Linked DNA regions of Homo sapiens: region 1 is linked to region 2. The links are chromatin contacts, found by Hi-C or POLR2A ChIA-PET in ENCODE. All regions are on one chromosome and are shown on one strand. The core of a region is the stretch at or near the end of the contact, and the rest is flanking DNA. Distances in the headings are between cores, read along the strand shown. Region 1 has its middle 72 kb from the start of MIR944. Region 2 overlaps TPRG1 (tumor protein p63 regulated 1).

The links. Hi-C counts contacts between places; a loop is a spot of excess contacts on that map. ChIA-PET counts read pairs that join two places held with the same protein, here RNA polymerase II (POLR2A). Pooled maps may share reads with other maps.
Region 1: a map of mammary epithelial cell shows a loop between it and region 2 (5-fold over the local background). The contact joins two enhancer-like sites. A Hi-C loop is called at or near these places in 1 of 168 maps with a recorded cell type or tissue (mammary epithelial cell), 3 of 37 single-sample maps with no recorded cell type and 3 of 50 pooled maps. POLR2A ChIA-PET finds 5 or more read pairs at or near these places in 1 of 52 experiments (MCF 10A).

The regions. Positions count from the first base shown.
Region 1 is chr3:189,898,390-189,904,945 of GRCh38, forward strand. No RefSeq gene overlaps it. Among named protein-coding and RNA genes, the nearest start is that of MIR944, 72 kb to the left of the region's middle. Within about 2 kb of position 2,347, at least 2 of the 41 ENCODE cell types and tissues checked have a DNase peak (open chromatin) inside an H3K27ac peak, as active enhancers do; they include mammary epithelial cell, where a contact is called at or near this core.
Region 2 is chr3:189,263,490-189,269,665 of GRCh38, forward strand. All of the region lies in intron 4 of TPRG1 (tumor protein p63 regulated 1), which reads left to right. Among named protein-coding and RNA genes, the nearest start is that of TPRG1-AS2, 26 kb to the left of the region's middle. Within about 2 kb of position 4,707, at least 2 of the 41 ENCODE cell types and tissues checked have a DNase peak (open chromatin) inside an H3K27ac peak, as active enhancers do; they include mammary epithelial cell, where a contact is called at or near this core.

The DNA.
Region 1 (6,556 bases), core at 1,097-3,596, 630 kb after region 2:
AAGAATAAAAACCAAGAAGAATGGTGGGATTGCCCAAAACCGTGCTGTCCAATATGGTAGTCACTAGCTACATGTAATTATTGAGCACATGGATGGAGCTAGTCAAAACTGAGATGTGCTGTATATGCAAAATACACATTAGACTTCAGGGACTCAAAAATATAAAATAACTCCTTGATAATTGTTTAAATTAGATGTTGAAAATAAATATTTTGGGTTAAATATACTGGAATTAATTTTACCCGTTCCTTTATATGCTTACTACAAAATTTAAAATTATGTAAATGGATTTCATTGTAGTTCTATTGGGCAATTAGCTAGAAAGATGATGTAATAAGAAGCCTGTTAGGATGATGAAATGAAGTTACTATTTACTATTGTGTAATTATCCAGGTTTTTTGGTTTTTTACTGGGTTGCTCATTAGTATTGCATCAGTTTTCAACAAAGTATAGAATAGGAGACAATATCTTTGTAGTTAGGATTTTTCATTTTCTCCCCATAATGGTAAAGATATTAAAACTGACAGAGAAAAGCATTTCAAAATTGTTACATCAGAATATGAATACAAAACACAATGGCACTCTAGACTCTGGTGATGGTGAAATGGCTTGTGTAAGTTTGAGTTTTCATGTAATGATATCCTAGATGAATTTTCTCAAGCACAAGGCTCAGTGGCCAAGGAATAAAGTTTTAAAGATAAAAAGGGTATATGCTTACTTTAATCTAGATAGTTCTTCAATAGGAAGAATTTTACCATTTAAGGTTACAACAATAATCTGACCATCCGATTTTCTAAAAGGACATGCGATAGTATTATTTTAGTTCTAATGATTCTTGTGCACCAAAATTTACCAATATACTTCACAAGTGGACAAATAAAGGCTGGTGAGTATCAAAGGTAATCGGAAGAAAAATGAGGTAGAAACTTAACTCATTGGATTAATCATTCTAATTGGTGTTTAAAAAGTATTTTGCGGTTTTGGAGTGAAGAACATAGTCATCCTCTCTTCAACAAAGGCATGAGCCATCAAGGATTCAAAAAAAATAGTTCAAGTGTTTTATGTTGATGATGTAAATACAAGAAAAGCAATCAGAAGTAATGATGTTAGAACTTCTTATCAGAGGTGCATTTGAAATCAATACTTACAAGGTAGCTATGTCCCAAATTTCATGGTAGTTCATGAGCAGTTAATTGCATTCAGAAGGTATTTTCTATTTCATGTACATGTGCCACTGAAATCATTAACAAAATTTTAGATTTACTATGTTTATATTAAAATTTCTTATAAAATTATTCTTCACCATATATTCTGTTATTTATAAAATTACTAAAATAAAAATATAAAGCATTAATTAGACCCAGAAGATACGGATAATGACTACTGCACTGAGAATTATTAGAATAATTTATCTAATATTGTTATAGAATGCCAAAAACCTAATGTTCATTAAAGACTCTTGAATTATCTAAAATCTGCATAGAATCTCTGAGATTCCAAGAACATATTTGTGCTTTTGGGTGCAGTTTCTGAATTATCTAAGAAGGTAACCCAAGGACTTTCCTTAGTATACTGATTTATTTTGTATTCCTAGTAGCAAAATAAAAGTATGGAATAAAGGCCTGCACATAGGTGGGTAGACATTGGAACCTTCCTAGATCCAGGAAAGATAACTTTAATCTTGAGTCAGGGCATCCACAGACTGGCAGAAGGCAGTGGTTATTACCCGTTTTGCCATTCTTTCTCTTTCATATACTACAGTTGTCTTACTAGGTAAACTGGAACATAGGACACTTTCAGCCTTGAGTATGGATTTCCTAGCTTCCTCTTTGTACCCATAAAAACTTTGGTGTCCATTATCATTCTTCCAAATTTGATTTACACTATGCCTTTTCCCCTGGTGCTTCAGACTCATTCCAAAAAAAGTTATGCAGATGTGTAGATTTCACGGAAATATGAAGATCCAGAGTGAAAGGAACACTTGACTGAGAGGAGTCTGGTGACTTGGGCCAGATGCTTAATCTTCTGCATTTCAGTTTCAACATCTGCCAGATGAGAGGTCTGAACCCCTAACTTGTCAGTATTTCAGTAATAGCTTTTGGAAGAAAGCCGAAGGATGGCATGAAACAACTCTTCCAATATAGAAATGGGGTTAGCGTTTTCAGAAAAAATTCAGCAGTCTCAAAGCTCTAATCTTCGTTAAATGCAGACCTAAAAGTGTCGGGAATCTTGTTCCTTCTTTAGAAAGGTTTTTCATAGAGCACTAACCATATATATTTTTCTCAGATAAGAGTAGTTCACTAATTTAACTTTGTGGGTTTACAGTCATGTTGGGTGTGTCCTTGAAATTTATGAGATTTGTAACTCCTTACACTAATCCTGACTCTGTCTATGTGCCAGGTGGGTGGCAAGTACTGGCAGGTGAACTTCCCTTTTGTGATTCTGATTAGAATTCTAGGCCTAGCACACTGGAGGACCAACGTTTTGCAATTCAAGTAAAAGTCTGACACAGGACGAGGAACAAAAATTTTTTGCAGAGAGAGTTTGACATCAGAAACACCAGGCAGAAAATAACGAATCCTGTGAGCGCTTTAACTCATCTGACATTTGCTCTGTAATTGGAAACGCTATTATTTTTCTGTGAAAGAAATTATGGTGACTTTGAATATGGTTCAATATTCCGAAATTCTAGGACTACCTTCTATAAGTAAGTTGATTACTCTGCAGTGCAGTGGCACAGTCATAGCTCACTGCAGCCTCGAACACCTGGGCTCAAGCAATCCTCCTGCCTCTGCCTCTTTAGTAGCTGAGACTACAGGTGTGTGCCACCAAAACCGCTAATTTATTTTAGTTTTCGTAGAGATGGGGTCTCGCTCTGTGGCCTAGGCTAGTCTGGAACTCCTGGCCTCAAGCAATCCTCCTGCCTCTGCCTCCCAAAATGCTGGGATTACAGGTATGAGCTACTGCGTCCAGCCTGCTCTTCTGTATTTTAGCTAAGCTTGCATCAGCGGTCTTCAATATTTCTCCAACTTATCAATACCTTCCTAATACGATTTTGTCTCACTAATGATTAAATGTTAGAGAAAGCACTTGAAAGCACTCGCAATCCCTAAAGTACAGAAATGGTGGAATTTTAAAAGAGAATGAAAGGAGAAAGAGAGAACAAAAAGATCAACCCATTGTCAGATTCTGGACTGTGAAATGAATAGAGAAAATTCTGCTGTGTCATTTCATGGGGCCTCTTGCCAAATGCGTTTTGGAAATGTTTAGAAAGTTCGTTCTAAAGAATTCTGGAATTACGTGGCATCCAGGTACCAGCACATTTGGTATCTCAGAACAAATGCTGACATCCGTAAATATCCAATGGCAGTCATGAAATAATATTCTAAGAAATAGAACACTTTTGTGAACCTTGCCCACGCAGAAGAAGCCCTAGGAAATATTTGCCTAACAACACCTGGTGTTCAACATGGCTTTCAGGACACTGAGAAGTAAATATATATATATATATATTTTTTAAAAATATATATATATAAATATATATATGCATATATACAATTTTTGTTTTTACTGCTTGGGGATAGGAACATCTCAATATCCCTTTTCCTTATCTTTTGCTTTCTCGGGGTCCCACTGTCACCCTAAGTAATTGGCTTATAAGCAGCACAAACTCTCAGCAAAATGATACGAAAGTTGTCTTTGGAATATTCCATTCCCATGCCTGTCTTTCTTTTCCCTTTCTGCTGAAGACATTCACATTTTCTTTTTTACTTTCTCTACTCAAACCTGATGTTCCTAGCTAGGTGGTAATTTCCTTGATGGTGCATGAGATACCACGGTTATATGCATTTTGCCAGGAGTTTCTAACCATGCCTTGGAGGTGGTTACCTGCCACTTATTCTTACCAATCCCCACTTTAAGGCCCACGATTCTTTCAAGAGTCACATGTAAGACAGGAAGCCATGGCTAAGCCTAGTCTCACCAAAGGCCCAGCAGAAGGCGTAATACTGTCCAGTGGCTGGCCAGTGTTCAGTTAGCATTTGGCAATCAATAGAGTTCTGTCTTCTCAGATACAGCCCTTCTTCTCCCCTGGTATAATATCCTATTCATAAGAACATAGTTTGGCTGGCTCTCTCCTCCATCTTTCATCTCCTTAGCCTCATTATTTCTTGTCCTGGGGTACAATACCACAGTCTTTGCTCATCATCACAGCCTCTGTAACACTTTGACCTCCCTTGGTAGAGTATCAGGAGAAGTGAATGTCTGCCTCTTTCCCATGATTGTAATGCATTCTTTCCTTCCCTGAGGAAAAGTGCTTCCCTGTCTCTTGGCTGAAAGACTAATTTTTTTTTTTTTTAAATGAACTCCACTCCAATTATTTCCATGATATTCTTGTGTAATACCAGTCTTTCCTCCTCATGTTGAATGGGTTGGGTGCCTTCAGTGAGGAGACTAGAGGTGGTAAACATTGGGAAAATGAAAGAATCTGATGGAGCAGGTGGAGCTCAGCAAAGGTCTGTGTGGAGGCTACACATGGGCTTTGGTGAGGGATCTCCTTGTGCTTCCTGTCCCAGGGGTTACTCAGCTGCCTTTGACAGACTCTCATATGTGCAAGGCACTGTGGGAAATTCAAAGTTGAAAAATACACAGCTCTATGAATCACAGAAGTTTAGACCTAGAAGGAACTTAAGAGCCATCTAGTTTAAACTCTTCATTTTCTGGAGTGGAAAACTGAGGCCCAGGCAGGAAAAGGAACTATACAGATTCTCACAGCAAGGCAAAGAAGAACCAGGTGATCCAGACTTCCCTTTCTCATTTGTAGTACAACCTAACTCCACCTCTACTTAGAAGAAGTCTCTCTTCCATACCACAGTGATGCCCTTGTTATTGCTGTTGCTATTTCTCAATGGAACTTGTCAATGAATACTTTTGAGTGCTGCTTAGGAGTGACTCCTTCTCTCACTCTGTTTGCTTTACTCTTTTTCATCCCCATGCTGGTTTTTACCACAAACACCCCTGGCCTAAAGAACTCTGGAATTCACACAATGGGTCTTGGCTTTCGCATCTCTAAGAGGAAAGAGGCTGGAGTAAAAGATCTCAAAGTCCTCTACTAGCTTCAGTGTTCTAGAAATGTACATTTCACCATGAGGTAGGCCACCATTTAAGGAAGAAAATGGGATTTTCATTACATACTGACATTACTTAGCTAAAATTAAGAGGCCTTAAGAATTAATAACATTTAGGTAAAAGCTGTGAAAGGTGCTAACAGGAATTGCTGGGATAAAAGCAAAGATTTGTGCAACAGCTGTAGGTATTTTCCATGACAATCTTCCTTCATAGCATGACTTTCAGCTGGGACACCCTCTTCTAATCTCTCAGGAAACAGAAGAGATGACGTCAACGTAGGGGAAAAGAAGTGGCAATTTTCTAGTTTATATATTTAAAAAAATACAATCAAGTAAAACATAGCTAAAGAGTATCTGTCAATAGGTCTGATGATCTAGATGGATTGTATAAATAAATATAAAATCTTTATATTCTTAATATATACTGATTCACTGTTTCCTAAAACATTTCATATAAATTATCTTGTTTATTTCCTCAACACTGTGGAATAGACAGAGCAAACATTGTCAGTACAAAGGGCGGAGGAAGCTGAGCCTCTGAGAAGTTACAGGCATGTCTAAGTTCACAAAGCTATTATAGTCAGTGGTAGAATCAGCAAGTCTTTCTATTCTAGTTTGGCTCTTTTTTTCCGTGGTACTGTTGTCTCCAATCAGAAAATAAGTTCTCAGCGGGTCACTCTCTTAGGCTGCACACACACGCCTCAAAGAAAAGAATTCTGTGGACTTTCCCTGGTTGGAGACAGAGTATGCGTTCCAAAATCTGTCAGCCCTAGATTGCATCCAACTAACCTAGGCCCCTCAAGCCCCTTATTGAAAACATAACCCTTCTATCACTGGCCATTGTCAGCAGGATAAAGCCTATCTAACTTTGTCACTAATTTGCCCTTTAAGTCTAATATTATCTGATGCTCCAACCAATTCTATTTACTCAACATTCCCAGCTAGAATGTAATCTTCACAAGGCAGGTTTCCTTGCGTTGTTAATTGATGAAGCCTACTGTAGCCTTCACTCAATAACTATTTGTAGAATTCAACAAATCAGTTCTTGAATTTTCAGGTATCTGTGCATTTTCTATGCTGTTCTCTTCAACAGAATGCTTCGACCCTACTCTCACCCATCTCAGTCTACCTCTTCTTGTCTTTCAAAAATTACCTCAAACATTACTTCCACAACAAAGCTTCCTTGATTATCTACCACTGGAAAGACTTTGTAGGACTTAGATGTGTTTCTGTTTTCATGATAGATATGAACGAACTTGGCTTCTCAGTTTGATCGTCTTTTTTTTCTCTTTTTTCTATTTCTGAATGTTAAAAAGCATTTTAATTGTTGTGGGGGCAGAACATAAGCAATGCCTCCCCTATCCTCCAGGGGATAGGAAATAGGAAGAGAAAAGGAAAAAATATATCTATATCTATATCTATATCTATAT
Region 2 (6,176 bases), core at 3,457-5,956:
GGAGCTAGAATAATTCTGCTTTTATCTGTTGCTTGTGCTGGCATTCACTACAGTGTAAAGGGGTTCACAGTTAAAACTAGTTTGAAAGCACTTACTATAAACTGTGGGGACATCTCTGGAATTGCTGAGAAATGGGTTTGATTCAGTGTATAAAGTAAATAAAATTGCCCACTTATCTCTCAGGATAATTACTTATTGTGTAATGAGATAATACGCATAAATCACCTGGGGTTTCTTGGGGAATGGTATTATATAAACACAGGGCTTTATCAGTGATGCTGGAAAGATTTAAAGGATTAAAATCAGAAGTGCATCTTGATGCTATGGCATTTCACTCCAAACTAAGAGACGTGTGAAGGTTGCATGACTTCTTGAGAAGTATTTCAGTTTAAGAAATGGAGGCAGCAGGGTTATTGGGAGGTAGTTTGCTCAGGTATAGGCGTGGAGAGGCAGGGTAGGGGCTGGGAAATGCTCTCTTTTTAGCTCATTAGCTCTGATCAAGAATAGCTTCTACCCTTTTAATTCTGGTTAAGTGAGGGCAACTATTTAGAAATGCCATATGAAGTCTCCACCTCAACTGGAAATAAGAAAATTTGAATTCTTATCCCAATTCTCCCTCCAATTTGCTATGTCTTCTTGAGAAAGTTGTTTCCTTTCTCAGAGCCTCAGTTTACTCCTCTGTAACATGAAATGGGTTAAATTTGATGCCCTTTAAGTCTCTTCCCTTTCTTGGGTCAATGGTTAACCAAGATTTTATAACCTTCTTTCTAACTTTGCTCCATGAAACAAGAAAAATAAGAAGCCCTTGTCAGCAAGCAAGAAGTACAATGAGTTTTTGCTTTGGGAAAGTTTACTATTTGTACATGTATTTTATAGACCCAAGGGAAGGATGAAATGGGATATGGGAAGATAGACCAAAGTTGGTGTTTGATCTATTTTTCCAGGTTCAACTGACATATTCTTTTTCTTTCTCCTTTTTGTTCTCCTCCTACTCTTTTCCTTAGTTCAAATTTCCTGGATCCACCTATACAGTTCATATTTCTTTTTTTTTCATATCATTCCTCCTTTCACACTTTATTAAAAAGATTCAGCATGGTAGGAAGTGGGTTAAATTATTCTTCATTTAGGTGTGTCTGACTACTAGAGTTTTTTTTCCAATGAAGTGTTCATTTCACCAAAAAGATTTTTTAAGAAAACACAAAGCACAGCAATTTTTATTAGATAGGAGGTAAGGTGAGAAGTTATTGAACAAGGGCCTAGGTTGTTGTCTTCCTAAACAGTAACTCCCTGATTTCTTATCCCTTCCTTCCCCAAATATTCAGTCAGTAAATAATATAAAATCCCACAGTATTTTTCTTCTTCAAATGAATCATTATTTTTAGAAATATTTCTGCAATTCATAACATTCAGCATAAGAATCCCTGGGTGCAACTGAAATCCAAGAAAAATTGTAAACAGTGCTAGATCACCCAGCATGAAGATAAGCACAGGGGTAAGACAACAGCAAAACATGGCCAGCAAATAGTGAGGAAAGTTGAATCTTAAAGTACTTATTCAAAAATTTGAAATGTATGAATCTAGAAAGAAGCCATTTGAATTTTGACATTCATGAAAGTGTTCTGCTTTGTGGTTTGGTGTGGTTGGTATTTTGATTTGTATATGAATAAGGAGGAAGGCCATAATCTTTAACAGTGTTCGGAGTCACAGGATCTTAGTATGGTTGTCAATGTGAGTTGTGGAACTGGTAGTAAAGGGAGTCCCCTCTTCTGAAGAGTGGCATTGAGCTAGAGTCATCACATGATGGGCCTGTCTTCTCCTTCCACTTAGGCAAGAAGCATCAACCTGGACCTTCTCTGTAGAGTGTTTACAGGCATGAATTTAAAAAACCCGATTTTCTTTTTCTACCTTTCCGCTTCTACATGACAATCCTGTAAATTCTGTCTCTACAACTTAAATTTTGTCCTCAAACTAGGGGAAGTGTCTGCTAAATTCTAATGGCATGGTGTTGGCTTCCAGTAACATTCTCCCATCTCTCCTTCTCATAGGATCCCTTAGTTATTGGGGGAAGCCACACACCTATCTGAAACACTAAATAGCTCAGGCTGCCTTGAATCTAAGTCTGTCCATTTGACTAAGTTCTGGCAAGTTAAAGGCTAGCAGAATAAATGGGACTGCTTAAAAGACTCCTTAAAAGGCAAGGAAGCACTTTCCTCCATTCCTTCCTACTCCCCCTCCTTCTGTCTGTCATGTGGATGTAATACTACAGCCACCATCGTGAACTGTGGATCTGAGGACCAAAACTAGGGATGGCAGAGTGGGGAGCGGGAAGGAATGTGGCTTTCTAGTGACTTTGTGGAGCTGCCTTCCACTCCTGTACTGTTCACATTTGGCCTTCTTCTACCAAGACAAGAGATGCGCAGTTCATCATTAGATGGGACTTTTATTTTATTTGCAGCCAAACCTAGTCCTAACTAGTACCTCCATTGAATAGGAGAAGGGTTCCTGCCAACTCCCAAAGACCGAGAATGATAAGGGTTGCAGTTTCATTTGGTGTAATGTTCATGTTGTTTAGAAGTCCACGGGCCATGGTTCCAATCCCAGACTTGTCACTTAATGGCTTTGCTACCGAATTATTTGGAGGCTCATATACTAATTTGTAAAATAGAATTAATATCTACCCCACGGAGTTGTGGGATTAAATGAGAACACATGAGAAGTGCCAAACTGGTGACTGCCATAGGTGTTCCAAATGTATTAGCTTCCTTTTACTTTCCAATTTGCTTTGCTTTGCTTTTATTAGGAAGATGTCAGTTCCTCTATGTGTATTATTTAAGGTGTTACAAAATGTTAATAGGCAGCTATATCCTGAGAAGCTAGTGAGTCAGAGTGGGGCAGTCAGAACTACAGTCTGTACTGTAAGTTCAACAGAAAAGGAGTGTTCATCATTCACTCAACTCAAGGCCTGTTACTCTGTGACAAACTAACGGAGAGCTGGAGCCAGTTTTCTGGTGGGAATAGGGACATGATGAGTTGGTGTAAGAGAGCCAAAGCCTTAATAATGGGAGACAGGAGATCCGTTTTTGTGATCAAGAAAGCACATGTGAAAATGCTCATAGGAACAAGATGGTATCTCACAATTCAGGCCAAGCTGAAGGCATGTATAAGATGGGATGACTCTGCAAGTATACAAAACAGTGACCTTAAACCCCATAAATGGCTCCCTAAAACACCTATGGTTATATTTTGTATTATTATTGACCATCAGAAGCTGGTTTTAGAGCAAAGCATAACTTATAACTAAGAATATTAGGTAATTGATATTCCTTGATCTTTCTAGTTACAAAGTTGTTTCAGCTATTTCATATAGTTACCGTCATTATGCATTTTCCTTGTGTTTTTTTTTTCCCCTTTATGCTAACTTGGATATTGCTGCACCCAGATCTTGGAAAGGTTAAGTTGAGATAGTTTTAATTTGGTGATTCAACAAATGGAGGACAATGGTCTAGTTGTCTCTATAGGGAAAGAGAGATAAAATACAGTTATGTATCACACAAAGTTTTGGTCACAGACCACATATATGATGGCAGTCCCACAAAATTATATCATATTTTACTGTACCCTATGTTTAGATGTATTTAGATATACAAAAACTTACCACTGTGTTATAATTGACTTCAATATTCAGTACAGTAACATGCTGTTACATGTTTATAGCATAGGAGCAATATACTCTATACCATATAGCCTAGGTTTGTAGTAGGCTATACCATCTAGCCTTGTGTAGGGTGTCCAAAAGTAGCCTTGACAAAATAGCCTAATGACATATTTCTAAGATGTATTTCTTTTGTTAAGTGATGCATGACTTTATACATTGGCCTTGCCCTCAAATAGCTTGAGATCTAATTGGGAACTAAGAGGGTAAATATATAGAAAACTAATTTTCATATAAAGCATAATCTGACAAAGCCCAAAATAAAGATGTAAGCAACATATTGTGAGAGCATAGACAAGGCAATCGTTTTTAGTGGTGGGAACTGTTGCTAAAGAGACAACAGAATGAAGAATTTTGGTAGAGAGTTATAAAGTGGCTCATAAACTGGAGGAAGAGTATGACAAAAAGAATGATATGAAAGTGTGAAAAGTTGTTTAAGTAATCATGACTAGTCTCCTGGGTGACTGGAAAATAGAGACAGTAGTGGAAGAGAGGAGAACATGCTCATGGACAGTGTTGAATGGTAAGATAGGAGGTTTTATTTATTTTGATTGACCAACTGACATCATAAAGATTTCAGAGCATGAAGGCTTATCTTTGTGTCCTTATAGCCTATAGCACAACATTAGTATATGGCAGGCACATTGCTGTATGTGAATGGTGAGTAAATGATTAGAACAGGGAGCGGTATGTGGGATGAATTGGAGCACTGAGAAAAGTGTGATCAGGTCTTGGAGTCAGTCCTGGTAAAAGGTGTTGGATGCCTGATCTTGGTGTGGAAATGAGAGGTTACATATAAGATTCTGAATATCACCCTCTTGTGGACAATACTGATTAATGGTCTTGGAATTCAATGGAGGGAAGTCACTTGGATGGAGATAAATTCTGAAAAGAGAATTGCCTTGGAGCTTATGGACTTACCATCCTCAGCAAGGATCAAGTTACATCACATGCTGTGATGAACAGGGCAGCAGGCGAGGATTTTGTCATGTACACTCTTGACTTCGCCTTTGGGTATCTGTGCCAAGAATGCCCGGGGTTTGATTTTTGGGTGCGGTGCTGTCCACTCACTCTAATGCCCAGGGAGGCATGTTGACAAGGATGGGTGGCTGATGGGGGATTGCTGAGCTATTTCTTGGCAAATCTCCGTGGGGAGGCGTTCCCCAAATACCACAATCCTGTTATTTTTGAGTAATGGACTGAACCCAGGTGCCTGATTGGACAGGGCCACTCCCCATTTCTTCCAGATAAATATTTGGTTGCCAGGAGGTTATATTTAAATGAGAAATACCTCCTTAGGAAGTTGTTGCCTAAGAATTCCTGCAGAGGGCAGGATCCCATCCCTGCTGGGGAATGCCTGAGAAGGGCGCCAAAATTTATCCTGTACTCACTATGATACATTTAGTGTGATGGCACCCACTTTGAGGTTCTATAATAGTTTGTATCTCTGAATGACAAGAAAGCTCATCAATGCTAGAGATGTTGCATTTCTTCTAGGGAAGGGCTCCTAGTCTTTAGCGTCGTAATAGCAAGATCCTGAAACGCAGATGGAATGTATGTCAGAGATTTGGCTTTTATGAAAGGAAGGAATCAGTTCTCCAAAAAAGAGCTGAATCTTTTCTGGAACCTGAAGCACCGAGTACAGAATCTAGGAAGCTAGAGACTTTGGATCTTTCAGGCTTTAGGGTGCTCTTTGTTCTCGCTACTTGTGAACATTGAATGTTGGCTTTTCAAGCCTTGTCAATTTAGCATGTGTATTTTCTCTATGACGAGAACCCTCTTATTTCATACATTTTCCTCCAGAAAATGGGATATTAAGACTCAACAATTAAATTTCTAACTCTTTGGGCATCATCTGTCTTTAGAAATACAAGAGTTAACATCCTGAGGTTTTTTTTTTTCTTTTTTTCTTTTTAAAAAAGAACAAAACAAGAGCTAAAGCACACAGAAAAAAAAGGCACAAGGCAAAACATAAGCAGAAAAGACTATCACTAACTTTCTTGGTGAAAGTTCAATGTTTTGGGTACTCCAGTAAAAATCCATCCTAAACATACATTTTCCATAACAATGTGTGGTCTCAAGGTCGTAAACTGTGACTCTCTGTCTCCATGATTTTCTAAATCTTCTTTTAATCACCAGCCATATATTATTTTGTTTTCGTTTTTCACTTTTTGAATCCTTTTGCATTAGGAGTTGTAATAATATTTGCTGATGTGGATCACTTCATAGAGGGGAGACCTTACTTAGGTGCGCCAGTTTAAATACAAGTGAGAAGAGGCATGTTCAAGAAATTGTATTGAGTCCCGGAGCTGTGCAGGGTGTATTTCCTGAGAACTCATCTGGAGGAATGGCATGTGTGCTGGGGATACTTGGCAGAGGATTTGTTTCTTCTGATTCATTGCAGAAAAAAAAACCCTGTTAATTATGATGTGTTTAGAGCCTTCCAAGATGCTATAAATATAAT